2 separate regions of the Homo sapiens genome follow, and region 1 is linked to region 2. The links are chromatin contacts, found by Hi-C or POLR2A ChIA-PET in ENCODE. All regions are on one chromosome and are shown on one strand. Each heading gives the region's core, a stretch centred on a gene start or an enhancer-like site at or near the end of the contact. The rest is flanking DNA. Distances are from core to core; before and after follow the strand shown. Region 1 has its middle 250 kb from the start of CTAGE1. Region 2 overlaps LOC124904265 (a long non-coding RNA gene).

Region 1 (7,163 bases), core at 4,406-6,905, 100 kb before region 2:
TTTATCTTATTATCTAGCTACCAGGAATTATTTTGTATTAATATCAGCCTGTTCTCCTGCCTTCTTCTCTGAATCAAAATCAGAAATTTAGCATGCTTTCAGTTCCCTCTTTTTCTTCTCATCTGTCTATTTCCTTTCATGTTGATATTGTGATTAATTTTATGTGTCTGCTTGACTGGGCTAAGGGATACCCAGATTACTGGTGATATATTATTTCTGGGCATTTCCGTGAGGGTATTTCTGGAAGAGATTAGCATTTGGATTAGTAGACTGTCATCGTCCAATTCATTGAGGACCTGAATAGGACAAAAGGCTGGAGGAAGGGAAAATTTGCTTCCTGTTTGATTTGGGACATCTGTTTTCTTTTGCCCTCAGACATCAACAATCCTGGGTCTCAGGTCTTTGAACTCAGACTGGACTTACATCATCATGGGCTCCCCTGGTTTTTGGTTATTCAGACGGGCTGAATTATACCACTGTCTTTCCTGGTTCTCTAGCTTGTAGAAGGCTGATCATGGAACTTTTGTCCTCCATAACTGTATAAGAACAACTCCTATAATGAAATATTTATATATGCATTATAGTTGAATAACCAGCTGACCCTTGAACAATGGGGGGCTAGGGATACTGACTCCCTGGCAGTCAAAAATTCATGTATAACTCTTGAATCCCTAAAAACTTAACTACTAATAGCCTATGATTGACCAGAAGCCTTACTGTTAATATGAACACATACATGTCAATTAATGCATATTTTGTATATTATATGTACTATATACTGTATTCTTACAATAAAGTAAGCTAAAGAAAAGAAAAGGTTATTAAGAAGATCATAAGGAAAAGAAAATACATGTTCTATTCATTAAGTGGAAGTGTATCATCATAAAGGTCTTCATCCTTCTCATCTTTACATTGAGTAGACTGAGGAGGAGGGGAAAGAGTAGGGGCTGGTTTTGTGGTCTCTAGAGTGGCAGAGGTGGAAGAAAATCCATGTATAACTGGATGAACCCACACAGTTCAAATCTGTGTTGTTCAAGGGTCAGCTGTATATCCTCTTAGTTTTGTTCCTCTGGAGAATCCTGACTAATACAGATATTTTCCAAGATAGTTAGTAATAGATTATTACTAATTTTATGTACCAATAGTTATTTTGATAATTATAAAATTATCATTTGCTCACAACCTTTTAATTTCTATTTTTGCATATTTTGAAATTTTTTTTACTGAGTATATAATTAAGTAATTCTTTCAGAGAATGTGCTTAATATGTTTTTTGACTATTAGTGTGCCTATAAATCTTTTTTAAATTTGCACTCCCACTTCAATATGAATTTGGCTGGGTATAAGATGCTATATTCAAATTTCCTTTAAAACTTCTGAAAATAATATTATTTTTACAAAATCCAGCCTCTGATAATAATAATATAATATACAATACATTAATAGCAAAAACATGATAAAAATTTAACTGCCTAAAATTTAAGAGATACCCTTTTCATAGACCCTTGGATCAAATAAGTAATCAAAATTGAGATTCTAAATTAACTAATACATAATATAAAAGAGAATACTTCCTACCAAAATCTATGTTATACAGATAATGCTAAATTCAGAGGAAATATTACAGCCTTAGGTATCCTAATTATTAACAAAATAAGACTGAAAACAGAGGATGCAGTTGGCAGTTGAATTGGAGTTGGAAAAGGAGAGGAGCAGAAATGCAGTGAAGTCACCAGTTTCATTGCTGGTGGCACTTTTACTGTTAATTTTAATATTTACAATTTTGAACTATTTGGAATTTATTTTGATTCAAGGTATCAGGGTGGATCTAACTTTATTTTTCCTCCAAAATATCTAACCAGTTGTCTCAATATAATCCATATTTTCCTCTCTGATATGAAATTCTGCTTTAATCATAGAATGAATTCTCAGATGAACTTTGGTCTATTTTTGCACCAGCCATTCTGTTCTAATCATTTGAGTATACACTTTGGCATAGTTCCTGGATATTTTAATTATTATAGCTTTGTAATACATTTTGATACCTGGTAGAACAGGCTCCTTATCACTTTTATTTTTATATTTTATTGGCTTTTTGTCACATCTTCTAATTTTTAAATGAATTTAAAATAACTTTTTCAATTTCCTGAAAAGAACTAATTGAGAATTTGAATGGAATTGATTGTACAGATTAAATCAAGGGGGAATTAACATCCATTATATTGTTCTGTCCCAAGAACAAGGCGTTCATTCCCATTTAAAAATTTAAATTTCCAGTTTCCACTCCAATGTGTAACCAGCTTAGAAGTCATCACTCCCATCCTTACAACAAGACAAAAGTGGAACAAACTGAAAATCAACAACACTTCTTAGATTCATCAGAGAATTAAGGTCACAGAGCAAACTAGTGCCTTAAAAACTGGAGAGAAAGGAGAATACAGAGAATCACAGCTTAGTGGGAGCAGAAGCTGCTGGAGCCAGAAACTTAAACTGTAATGATGAACTGCTGGAAGCTGAGTGTGGACTAGTTTGAGAGTTAAAAACTTAGTGGTGGGGCGATTCCTCTCACTTTTGGAGTTTTACTTCCCTAAGCCCCACAAGGTGTTCTCTCATAGTGGAGACTGGAGAAAAATCCCCCTGGGCTTCCAGCAAGACAGGGAAAGTACCCATTTTGAAATAAGCTTGGAGTGTTCTGTCCTCTGCCTGCTCTCAAAGGAATTTACATTTCTAGAATCTAAATAATGTAGGGGAAGGAAAATACCCAACTCTCACCCTAACTAACTTTCCTATCTCACCTGAGAGGGAAAAAAATTAAGAAGCATTTATGAAGTTCACAGCCCAAGAGCACAGGCTCATTAAAAAATTGAGACCTAATTATGGAATTATAGAATGTCCCCCGCCAGTTACATATCTCATTGATGTGTCAACTAAACTCCTAAATCATAACAGATGATAATAGTTGAAAAGTCTGCAAGGCTCAGACTCTATTTAAAAAGACATTTCTAGGGAAACCCAAAGATAACTGGAGAGACAAAAACAAGGACAGTAGAAGAAATTGAAGCCTCAGACGCTTATAGCTACAACAAAAAGTAAAGTGTAGCTCCTAACCAGGTAATCATAAACCCTCACACCAAAGACTGACTTACCTCAGGTTCTATTACCTAATATATCATGTGTAACTTTCAACAAAATTTAGGTGCGCTAATGGGCAAGAAAAAACAAACATAGCCTGAAAAGACAAAGCAGGCAACAGAACCTGACTTAGATTTGGCAGAGATTTTAAGATTATCAGACCAACCAAAAATTTAAAATAACTATAATTAATGTGCTGAGAGCTCTGATGGAAAAAAAGGTAGACAACATGCAAGAACATGCAAGATGGGTAATATAAACAGAGATGGGAACTCAAGAAATCATAAAAGGGAAATGCTAGAAATAAAAAACATAGTAACAGAAATAAATGACCTTGTGTCTGAAACACCTCTTTTGAGTCCTTCATATCTCCCAATTTCACCTGTCTCAGCTGCCGTTGGCCATTTGCTTTTTAACTACGGCCTCCACAGCAAACTGTGGGTGGGTTCAGAGTGACTTCAGGAGTGTAACCCAGCAGGGAGCAGTGGCCCATAGTACAGATCTACAAGGCCCCTGAGCAGTGGTGTGAATGGCTTGGTTTATTGGTCAGAGGCCTGGAAGGAATAAGAATAGAAAATAAGGAGCAAATAGGGAAAGGAGTTGTGGGATGGACCCTTGGGAGTGATCATAGAGCATATGGATCTTTATGTCTCATATTAAAACCCCAAAGAGCATCCACTACCAAAGAGGTTCTTGACCTTGAAGCTGTCCACAATTCTCTTTTTCTCACATCTCACCTCCGATCCACCTGGAAATTTTAAAGGGTCTACCTTCAAATTATATTTAGAATCCAACCACCTCTGGCATCTTCCTGCTACTATTCTGGTCCATGCAAGCATAATTTATCCCAACAGCTTCCTAAATTGTTTTAGTGACTCAGATTTGCCACTTCCCTTCATTTTATTCTTCCATTAATAAACAGATTGAGCTTTATTATAAAATGTAAGTCAGATCTGGCTATTCCTTTTTTTTTTTTTTTTTTTTTTTTTTTGAGACAGAGTCTCGCTCTTTCGCCCAGGCCGGACTGCAGTGGCACTATCTTGGCTCACTGCAACATCCGCTTCCCGGGTTCATGCCATTCTCCTGCCTCAGCCTCCCGAGTAGCTGGGACTACAGGTGCCCGCCACCGCGCCTGGCTAAGTTTTTGTATTTTTAGTAGAGATGGGGTTTCACCGTGTTAGCCAGGATGGTCTTGATCTCCTGACCTCATGATCCACCCGCCTTGGCCTCCCAAAGTGCTGGGATTACAGGCGTGAGCCATCGCGCCCGGCCTGATCTGGCTATTCCTTTGTTCAAAATCCTGCAATGGCTTCTCATTTCTTTCAAAGTGAAAGTCAAGCCTTGTAAAGCCTCTATGAGGCTTTACACGCTTTGACCCCTTGTACCCCCTGCCTCATCCCCTACACTGCGCTGAATTCACTCTGCTCCAGCCACATTGGCCACTTTGATGCTCCTCCAGCATGCCAGCCATATGTCTCCCCAGAGTCTCTGCAGCGGTTCTTTCTTCTACCTGGGCCAGTCCTCCTAAGATATCCTTATGGTTCACTCTCTCACCTGCAAGTCTTAGTCAAACACCACCTTTACAGTGAAGCCAGGCCTTAACCCTCTTTCTCTGCCAATACACCAGCATCCTTATCCCTCAAACTGCTCTATTTTTCCATAGTTGTTAACACCTTCTGCATAATTTACCTATTTATGTTGTTTATTTTCCACTTCCCACACTACAAGGTAAGCTGCATGAGAAGAAGGACATTGTCTGCTTTGACATTGCTGGATCCTTGGCATTCAGTGCTTGGCATATAGGACATGTTCAATAAGTGTCTGTTGAATGGTTAAATGTACTTGAGTGAAGCTGGAAGCTTCCAGCATTCCATTTCTTGCTGGTGCCAGCAGATTGTATGAACTTCCTACAAACCAAGTTCAGTCAGCTGCTCATGGAGAAGTCATCAGTGAGCACAGCCTTGGTAGAGGAGGGTGTGTCCTGAGAAGGCCCTTTGAATGAGAGATGGGGGTGCTGCTACCTTCTAGACATAGTTTGCAACCTAATGAAGTGTTACGGTAGAATCAGGAAAGTAGACAGTGAATGAGGAAACTGAGGCCCTGGGAAGTTAAGAGACGTGCCCAAGGCCACATAGCTGTTCAGTAGCAGAGTACAGTATATTTTTCCTAAACAGAGCGTTGATGTACTTCCTTTTGTCAAAGCATGATAAAAATGAAAATGATTTTTCAAATACACACTTAGTGGGCCTGACATGTGGGTGTACATTTAAACATTTCCCAAATGCATGATATTCTTGTTTATCTAGTTTCCAAAAAAGTAAGACATTTCTATCATTCTGAGTGGTATGACACCATCAGGATGGTTGTGGCGGCTAAAAAAACACACGAAACACATAGCACGGAAAAAGACTCAGTCATAACAAAGCCTGGCTTTCCTTATCAGCACGAACCCAGGAACCCTGAGAGCACCCCCAAATATACATTGATGATGATGCTATGAGTCACTGCATGACTCATAGCTCACTGACCACTAGAAAATAGAAATATGAGGAGTAATTCACTGCCTAGGCCAAATGGAACTGAAGAACTTTCCTACCTACCCTACGAGTGATACATCAAATTAGGGATAAGGTGCCATCTCTTTCTTCTTCTTGGAGTGGATTAGTTCCCCCTCTTTGTGCTTCTCCCCAGAGACACAAGGACAGATAAGCCTCTGGTGTTGCTAATAATCTCCCAGTGAGCCATTCTATTACTGTACCTGCCTACTTGGGCTCATTCTGTAAAGAAATTCAACCCATAAGAGTGCCTCAGCACACAAAAATGTACTTCATCACTCCTCAGAGCAAGATGGCTTCTTGGATCAACATTTTATTCCTTCCCTCCCTTGACCGAGACACTAAACAGACCCATAATAAACCGTCCTCAACTGCACAAGTAAGAAAATTATTCTTAGGGCCAAGACACGTTGTTCTCCAAAACTGTTTCTCTCTTTTATTTGTAAGAATCAAGGAACCAGAAACCACAATTTGGGGGCAGAGAAGATTAATGGAAATGTTCATGTTTCTAAAAAAAAATAAAGAGTTCTATTCTCCAATACCTTTCCAGTGGGGCTGCTGTTTCACTCACATGATCTGGGTGGATGGGTCAGTGTTTAATCTTTGCTTTACCAAGGAGGGTCCTGAGGAGGCTGGAAGACACTGGCTAAGGTCACAAGGCCAGTCCTTCCCAGGAGGTGGGATTGCCTGCTCTGAAGTTCCTCCCTCCCCTGCCTGGGCTGTGTCTGACACCCCCGCACACCATCTTTCAGGGCTTAACTGCACCAGTCCACATAGTGAGGCTGATACAGGCCGTCTGGTGACAGGAGGCTGTCTGGCGTGTGGATTTCCTCTCATTCAGAAGATAGCACTGTAAAAATATGATCTTACCTTCACAAAGTGACCCCTGCTTTTGGAGCGATGGGTGCTCTGTAAAGAAACACCCCAGGGATGGGTGTTCTTCCCTGCCCCTTTTATTCCCTCCACACTAATAGAAAGATCTTAATAGCATCAAAAAGGCATCTTCTGTCTGGGGTCTCCAGTGCTGCTCAGGGATCATCTCATAAGACATGAAGTATGATGGGCAACTGCAGGGGGCCCTGGTTCTGCCTGACACAAGGGCCACCGTGGCTTGTTTGCACATCTAAGATTACTTGAATAATCTTGCCGATGAGAAGCAATTGGATCAGTGTTTTCCTGGAGAGAAAAGTAGACACTGAACACTGAAAGGAAAACTGCCGCTTTGGTGAGGTGAGCCCTGGAGCAGGTGTCCAGTATCTCTCCCTTCATTGAGATTTCTTTGCCATTCTCACGGCAACTCATTCCTTAAATAAGCATCAGCTGAATTCCTACTTTGTGTTAGGTATTGAGCTAGGCTTGGAGATACAGAGATAAACATTTCCTGAAATAGAACAAGAAGAACCAGAGTGCTGAGGCAAGTGCAGAGGCAACCTACATCTGTCGAGAGTAGGTTGAACCAGGGAAAGCAAAACAAAG
Region 2 (7,061 bases), core at 632-3,131:
AAATATGCTAAGTGAAACATGCCAGTAACAAAGGGGCAAATAGTGTTTGATTCCACTTATATGAGGCACCTACAGTGGTCAAATTCGTAAAGGCAAAAAGTAGAATAGTAGTTGCCAGGGGCTGAGGGTAGGGGAGAATGAGAAATTATTAGATAGTGGAGACAGAGTTTGTTTGGGAAGATTTTTTAAAGTTCTGGAAATAGATGCTGGGGATAGTTGCTCAATTATGTGAATGTACTTAATGCCACAAAATTGTACACTTAAAACACTTAAAATGGGCCAGGCACAGTGGCTCACGCCTGTAATCCCAGTACTTTGGGAGGCAAAAGTGGGCGGATCATGAGGTCAGGAGTTTGAGACCAGCCTGGCCAATATGGTGAAACCCCGTCTCTACTACAAAATGCAAAAATTAGTTGGGCGCTGTGGCGCGTACCTGTAGTCCCAGCTACTTGGGAGGCTGAGGCAGGAGAATTGCTGGAACCCAGGAGGTGGAAGTTGCAGTGAGTTGAGAGCTCGCCACTGCATCATTCCAGCCTGGGTGACAGAGCGAGACTCTATGGGGAAAAAAAAAAAAGTTAAAATGGTAAATTTTATGTTACTTATTTCTTACAACAAGAAAAATGCTTTTTAACCAAACAGAATATAAACTCTTGTGAACAGGGCTAGGGAACTGATTTTCTCCTAATCACTAAGAAAATTCCACCTGAGAGGCAAGGGCCTAGGAGTTGGAGAGCTGGGCTCCTGTTTGGTGCCAGCTCTGTGGTTAGCTAGCTATGTGAACTCCACTCAACCTTGCCAAGCCTCAGTTTCTTCATCTTTCAAATGAGTAAGAGTGGGGAGGGGCACCGCATATCTCAGTGCTCTGATTTCCATTTAACCACAGATTTAGAACCAAGGTGGCTTGGCTTCAAATATTCAACTCCTCTGCTGGCAAATAAACAGATCTTCGGGAAACTGTACTTGTCTTCCAGAGAAAAGGTTTATTTCAGTAGGTTCTCACAGAGCAAATCTAAGCACCAACAATGTAGAGTTTTGAGAATGCAGAGTATTTCCTGAACACATAATCCTTCCCTCCTTGAAACTGTCTATGATGTAGGAATTCAGTTCCCATCCAGATTTACAGATGTAAATCTTCAGTTACCTAATAAAATGGAGAGAAGAAAATCATGTGATTATATTTTGAATCTAGTAATACTAATGAATTCAAAGCCAGACTTCATTTTAGAGGGCTTTTGTAAAAAGTTCTATTTTCCAATCTAATGCTTGGTGTTGAGTCTTGAAAATTTAAGGTAATGCAAACCCTATCATTTCCACCTCTAAAAATTCTATCAGAGTCTCTAAGAATCTATGTTTAGGCTCCTTACACAGCGGCAAACATGGAAACAATATTTATCGTCCACAACTTTCCTAGGTAGATCAAATTGTTCAACACAGAACTGGCATTCTACTGGCAAGTGCCTGGTTACCAGCTAAATAGTTGGGTACACCCAGTAGACCTGCAGATAGAGAAAGCTTTCAAGACCAGTCTGGATACAAACAATATCTGGGAATCAATTGCCTAGGACTATCTCAATGGTAGGAGAAGTCTGCCTCAAGGAAATGTGTATTGTTCTTGAAAATGCCAGACACCAGTAGGAAACACAAACACAGACTCAAAAGAAGCAGGGAATGGCAGACTGAATAAACAGCACGTGCGCACCCATTTTCCTAGGAAATATGTGTCCAAGACTGAAGAGTTGTGGTGCAGTCTTATCTGTCATTTACGTCTTAAAGATAGGTGAGTCTTGGATAATATCGTGCTTGTGCCCCACAGGAGGCTGCCAACTATTATCATAGATCATCCACTAGAGGGTGACAACCACATATGCTTAGGGATGGATGACTGTAGACACAGTGCACATTCCACAGTCCTGAGAAGAGTTTCTTGAAGCTCATCCGCCTAAGTGGTTGGACTTTCACTTTGGAGTCGCCCATAAAAAGGAGAGAGGGAAACTATACATCTTTTCCATACTTATGGCCTAGGTTGTCTCTCCTTTTCAGACTTAGTTAAGAAAAAATTAAATATATATACGAATTTTTTGTAAGTAGAAGGAACACCTCCTATCACATTAAATAGGAGGTGAGTATCTCTAACAGTTGGGAGAAGGACATGCTGAGATTTTTTCCTATTACTATTATGGATCTTTGGGACAGTTTCAGTAAGTACTTTCAGGGGGTACTTGGTTTTTCCAACTTGAAAATGGGGGCTATTCATTATAAATCTTAGAGCAAAATTCTGATAGCAAAGTAGATAGAGGAATATAGAACCTTTTATTAGAAGGTTTTTGTGTCTTTCTAGGATAATTATTACAAGTAGTATCAATATATACCAACTAATATGCATGAGATAAGATGGCGGGTCTGAGTCTTGGTTGGGATGTGGGTCTGGAATCTTGGATTATGGACATAAGAAATATTATGAACACTTAATGAACACCTAGGCAGCAGGCTCAAGCCCAAGCACACACCACAGTAGCTTTCGAATAGTTTGGATGTATTCTAATTTGTATTTCTCCCCAGCTACTTTTGTGGGTAGTCATTTAGGCAGCCCTTCATAGAGTTCTGGGTCTTTTCCTTAACTTTCCACAAAAATGTTTCAGCTTTAGGAAGAGGTTTTGGGAAACCAGAATGTTTCCATTACTGTACGGTTAAACCTTTTGTTCACTACTTAGACAAATATACTGAGCACTCATTTTTGTTTTTTTTTTAAGAGACAGTAGCTTTTATAACAGGCTCGAACATAAGCTCCTGTGAACTATGTACATAGTAAGTCCTCCGTAGCTGTTGCATATATAATCCATGGTTAGTATAAAATTATCGTAATTTTAAATAAGACAAGCCATAGTTCTATGAGTGATATAATTTTAAATAAGACAAGCCATCGTTCTTTGAGTGATGTGTTTGAGTGATGCTTCTTGATACTTCTTTCAGCTTAAACATAGAAATCATGATCACACCACTGCACTCCAGCCTGGGTAACAGCGAGACTCTGTCTCAAAAAAATAAAAATTAAAACTAAAATAAACATAGAAACCAGATTTTCTTTGGTTTCCTCTGTCGGTGACTTTGGCTGGTTCTCTTTTGCATGTTCGTTGATGTTTCTCCTTGCCTTTGTGTTTAGTGTTTTTAGCAGGCGGTGTTTATAATAGACTAAAACTTTGGGAGCCAGACAGACCTGGGTTCAGTGGGTTTACATTGCTGGGTTTTATAAGGATTAGAAGCAAATATATGTACAGTGCCTGGCACAAAATATATAAACAAAATGTTGTTTGTTAGTTATTAGTACTAGCTGTATTAATAATAATAATGATACTATATATAATAATATACATTTGTATATATAATAATATATATTTGTATATTTTATATATATAAAATGATAATATTGGAAAGCTAGAGGGTGCAGCGAAGAGATGGCAGGGTGAGCGTGGTATAAGTCTGAATTTGGCCATCTGGTTATTTGCAAGTTCTCTTCCAGCAAATATTTGTTGTGTACCTTCCATAAGCAGCATTGTTCTAGGCACTGGGGACCAAGTGAAAAACCAGACCCCGTCCTAGGAACAGTATTTGCTGTTTACATTGTCATATAGGAAGGAGCAGTGCACTTAGCAAGAGAATTTTTTAGTGGTGCTGTTTTGGGACCTGCTTCTATTTAACTTAACGGAAACTGTTTTCAGTAACAGATTTATTGAGATATAATTCACATACTATACAATTCACCCATTTAAAGCATGTAAGTCTGTGGTTATTAGCATATTCAGAGTTGTACAATCACCATCACAATTAATTCTAGCAGTCGCTCCCCCAGTCCCCTTACTCCTACCCCCACCCCCAGTTCAAGGTAACAGCTAATCTACTTCCCGTCTCTATAGAGTTGCCTGTTCTGGACGTTTCATCTAAATGGAATTATAGAATATGTGGTCTTTTATAAGTGGCTTCTCTCACCTAGTTTAAAGTTCTCAAGGCTCATCCATGGTTATAGCATGTATCAGTATTTTATTCCATTTTATGGCTGAAAACATTTTTGAAGTTTCCTTAATGCACATTAAATACTCATATGTTGATTGATTCATTCATTTTGTTTTTCTAGTCTGTGTTGTTTCTCTCTCACTCTTTCTCCTGCCCTTTCTTGGACAGGTTTTCTCTCTTCCCTTCTCTTTTGAAAGCAACCACCCTCCTACTGTTACCGCAGACTCCTGCTTTAACTTTAATATCTACTGAGATTTGGAGCCTGTGGCACCTACTCTTTGCAATGACAGAAAATCTGGTTTCTGTCCTTTATTTCTTTCCAGTCCTTTCAGTTTCAATCTGTGTGCCCTCCAAATGCAATAGCTTAAGATTTCTTTAAAGAACATCTTAGACTTGGCCTTGGAATGGAAGCTTCAAATGATATCTAAAGAATACATGAACCAGCCAAAGGAGAAAGTGGAGGGAATTAAAAAAAAAAAAATCAAGAATGACAGCCAGAGAATTTTCACAAAATTCGGACAGGCTGTGGCCGTTTCTTATTCTTATGTCTGATGGATTGAACATTTCCCACAAGGGCTTGGTACCATCTAGGACCTGAAGATACGCTGAAGGTTCCTCGTAAAATCCAGCCTCTATTTTATTCTCACTTCCTTTCTTCTGGGTTTGGCCTATGCAAAGCCCACCGATAAGTTATAAATGACTTATCAAGCATCAGCGTTTGGAGAGTAGACGGCTCCATAAATACCTACTTGGCCTCATTAAAAAGCTACAGCGATTAAAGAGAATGATTAGTGTGGTGCCAGAGGGGAAAGCAGAAAATCCAACATCTGACTCAAAAAGGGCCAGACCTCTTCTCAGGGAAGACCGCGGGTGTCAGGGAAGAGGATCTGGCCCGCGCCCCGGAGCGGAGCGCCGGGCGTCGGCGTCTGCGGAGCCTGCACCAGGGCCTGTCACGGGAAGAGTTATGAAAAGTGCACGCGTTCTCAGAGACGATTACCCTCTTGCCCTCCACGCCTCCTTCCCAACCTCCCCTTCCACTCCCTGCTGCCCCCACTGGAACTCAAAGCATGATTAAAACAGAGAAACCTATAACGGGGATGAAATGACCCTCAAATGACTGCTTAATTACAGCGAAATGAAAGCCGGGGGGCTACAAATAACCAGGAACTGTCCCGGCTGTCACTGAAGAGGAGCCTGCGCATGAGTCATGAGTCATGAATTAGCCACTAAGTGTTCGCCGCCAGCCCCCGGCCGCCCGCCTCTGCCCTGCCCGAGCCGGGCTCGCCGGCCCTCCACGCCTGGCCCCACAGAGTCCCCCGCCCCCGCGGGCGTCCGGGCCGGGTCGGAACCGGGCGGTTGTTGTGATTCCCAGGGTTCCCCAGTCGCCCCCGGCCGCCCGGTGGGTCGCTGGGTCGGGGAAGGCTCCCAGGCTGCGCAGGAGACAGGCTGACTGAAGGAGCGCAGCCAGCGCGGCTGCAGATAAGTTAATGTACACAGAGAGGATGTAAATTACCACGACCCGCAGCAGCAGGACATTGGCCAGGGCCCTGTCAGGGAGAGGACAAGCGTCGGGGGCTGCGCGCTCGCTGACACCCACCCGGGATGGAGCCGCCAGGCGGCCCGGCCGGGGAGGACCTCTTGGAGCCAGGCTTTCCTTGAAAACAGCTGCGTGTCCCTGACACCTCCAAACTAATGCATTTTTAATCAGAGGAATTAGCTCTAGGCGTCCCATATTTTTCCAACCTCCCCCCACCAACCCCTGTCTCTTCCAGCCACGTCCCCCTCCCCGCCCCTAGGTTAGGGACTGGCAGTCCCATTCTGTTTCTTTATCGGGACTCTGCAGAGTCCCCCGCTGCCCCTACACCCCCGAGACCAAACCACTTTTAAAAAAAAAATCTCCCTCCCCACCCCCATCCTCCCACCAGCCCTCCTCCACCGCCGGGTTCGCTCCAATGCAACTTTCGCCCCCACCCTTCCCTCTGTTTATACAGTGACATCACAGCCCCTGGCTCTCTCCAAGACTCAAAGAAAACAGAGTTCAAAAAGGCAAACAGGAAAGCCCGCCGGTCGTGGGCACGGGGTGAGATTCGGTCCACCCGCGGCGGACCGCGCAGACGCGCATGTGCGCGCACCTCGGTGTGAGCCCGTCTCCACTGGGACATCCTCGGGAAAGGGCTGCCCAGGCCGTGCTCCCCGTCAGCCCCGGGGAACTCAATTCCCTTAGGGAATTGAAAAATGTCCAGTAGTCACATAAAAGAAAGTGAAAAGGTAAAACAGGTGAAATTAATTTTAACAATATATTTTTAATCTGATATATTCAAAACATTATTTCAATATGTAATCAATATAAAAATTATAAATGAGATATTTCATATATTTTTTCACAGTGAATCTTCGAAAAATTACACTCACAACACATCTCAATTCAGACACAAATTTTTCATTGGAAATACTTGATCTGTAGTTACATTTCATAAAACTTAGAGTTGAAAAAATTGATTCACATACTCACATTGTTCCAAAAATATTTAAGCATTTTTCAATAACTGAATCCAGTGTTAGTTCTTAAGTGTGAATTTACACTAATGTGAAATAAAATAAAATTTGAATTAAATGAGAATTTGGAGTTAAATAAAAAATTAAGTTTCTTTGTTGCCCATTTTAAATTCCTAACAGCCACTTGCAGCTAGCGGCTATCAGATTAAACAACAGGGATAGAGAGTAATAGAATCTCCAAACTTCAGCTCTTGTTAACATAAAGTGGAGATAATAGTATCTACTTTATGTAGGCTTGTTGTAAGAATTAAATGAAATACAGTAGAACAATGTATATTAAGTACTCGGTACAGGGCCTAGCACATAGTAAGTACTCAATAATGAAGGTAACTCTGAGAATTATTTCTCCACTTTGATTATTTTTGCACCCCCACCCCCCATCCTTAAACTCAGCGATTCATACTTCCTTCCTCCAGAACTTGCTCTTAGGAAGGATTGTTACATGAATTCGCAATAAGCTGCCAAAAATGAACAGAGTATTCAAACACTCAAGTGTC

Evidence for each region. Hi-C counts contacts between places; a loop is a spot of excess contacts on that map. ChIA-PET counts read pairs that join two places held with the same protein, here RNA polymerase II (POLR2A). Pooled maps may share reads with other maps.
Region 1: a loop to region 2 is called in a map of endothelial cell of umbilical vein, with 4 times the contacts of the local background. The contact joins two enhancer-like sites. A Hi-C loop is called at or near these places in 2 of 168 maps with a recorded cell type or tissue (PC-9 and endothelial cell of umbilical vein) and 2 of 50 pooled maps. POLR2A ChIA-PET finds 5 or more read pairs at or near these places in 2 of 52 experiments (PC-9 and Panc1).

The regions. Positions count from the first base shown.
Region 1 is chr18:22,666,608-22,673,770 of GRCh38, reverse strand. No RefSeq gene overlaps it. Among named protein-coding and RNA genes, the nearest start is that of CTAGE1, 250 kb to the right of the region's middle. RefSeq lists a cis regulatory region at 5,568-5,585 and an enhancer at 5,505-5,649. Within about 2 kb of position 5,655, at least 5 of the 41 ENCODE cell types and tissues checked have a DNase peak (open chromatin) inside an H3K27ac peak, as active enhancers do; they include endothelial cell of umbilical vein, where a contact is called at or near this core.
Region 2 is chr18:22,558,096-22,565,156 of GRCh38, reverse strand. All of the region lies in intron 2 of LOC124904265 (a long non-coding RNA gene), which reads right to left. Among named protein-coding and RNA genes, the nearest start is that of CTAGE1, 140 kb to the right of the region's middle. Within about 2 kb of position 1,881, at least 5 of the 41 ENCODE cell types and tissues checked have a DNase peak (open chromatin) inside an H3K27ac peak, as active enhancers do; they include endothelial cell of umbilical vein, where a contact is called at or near this core.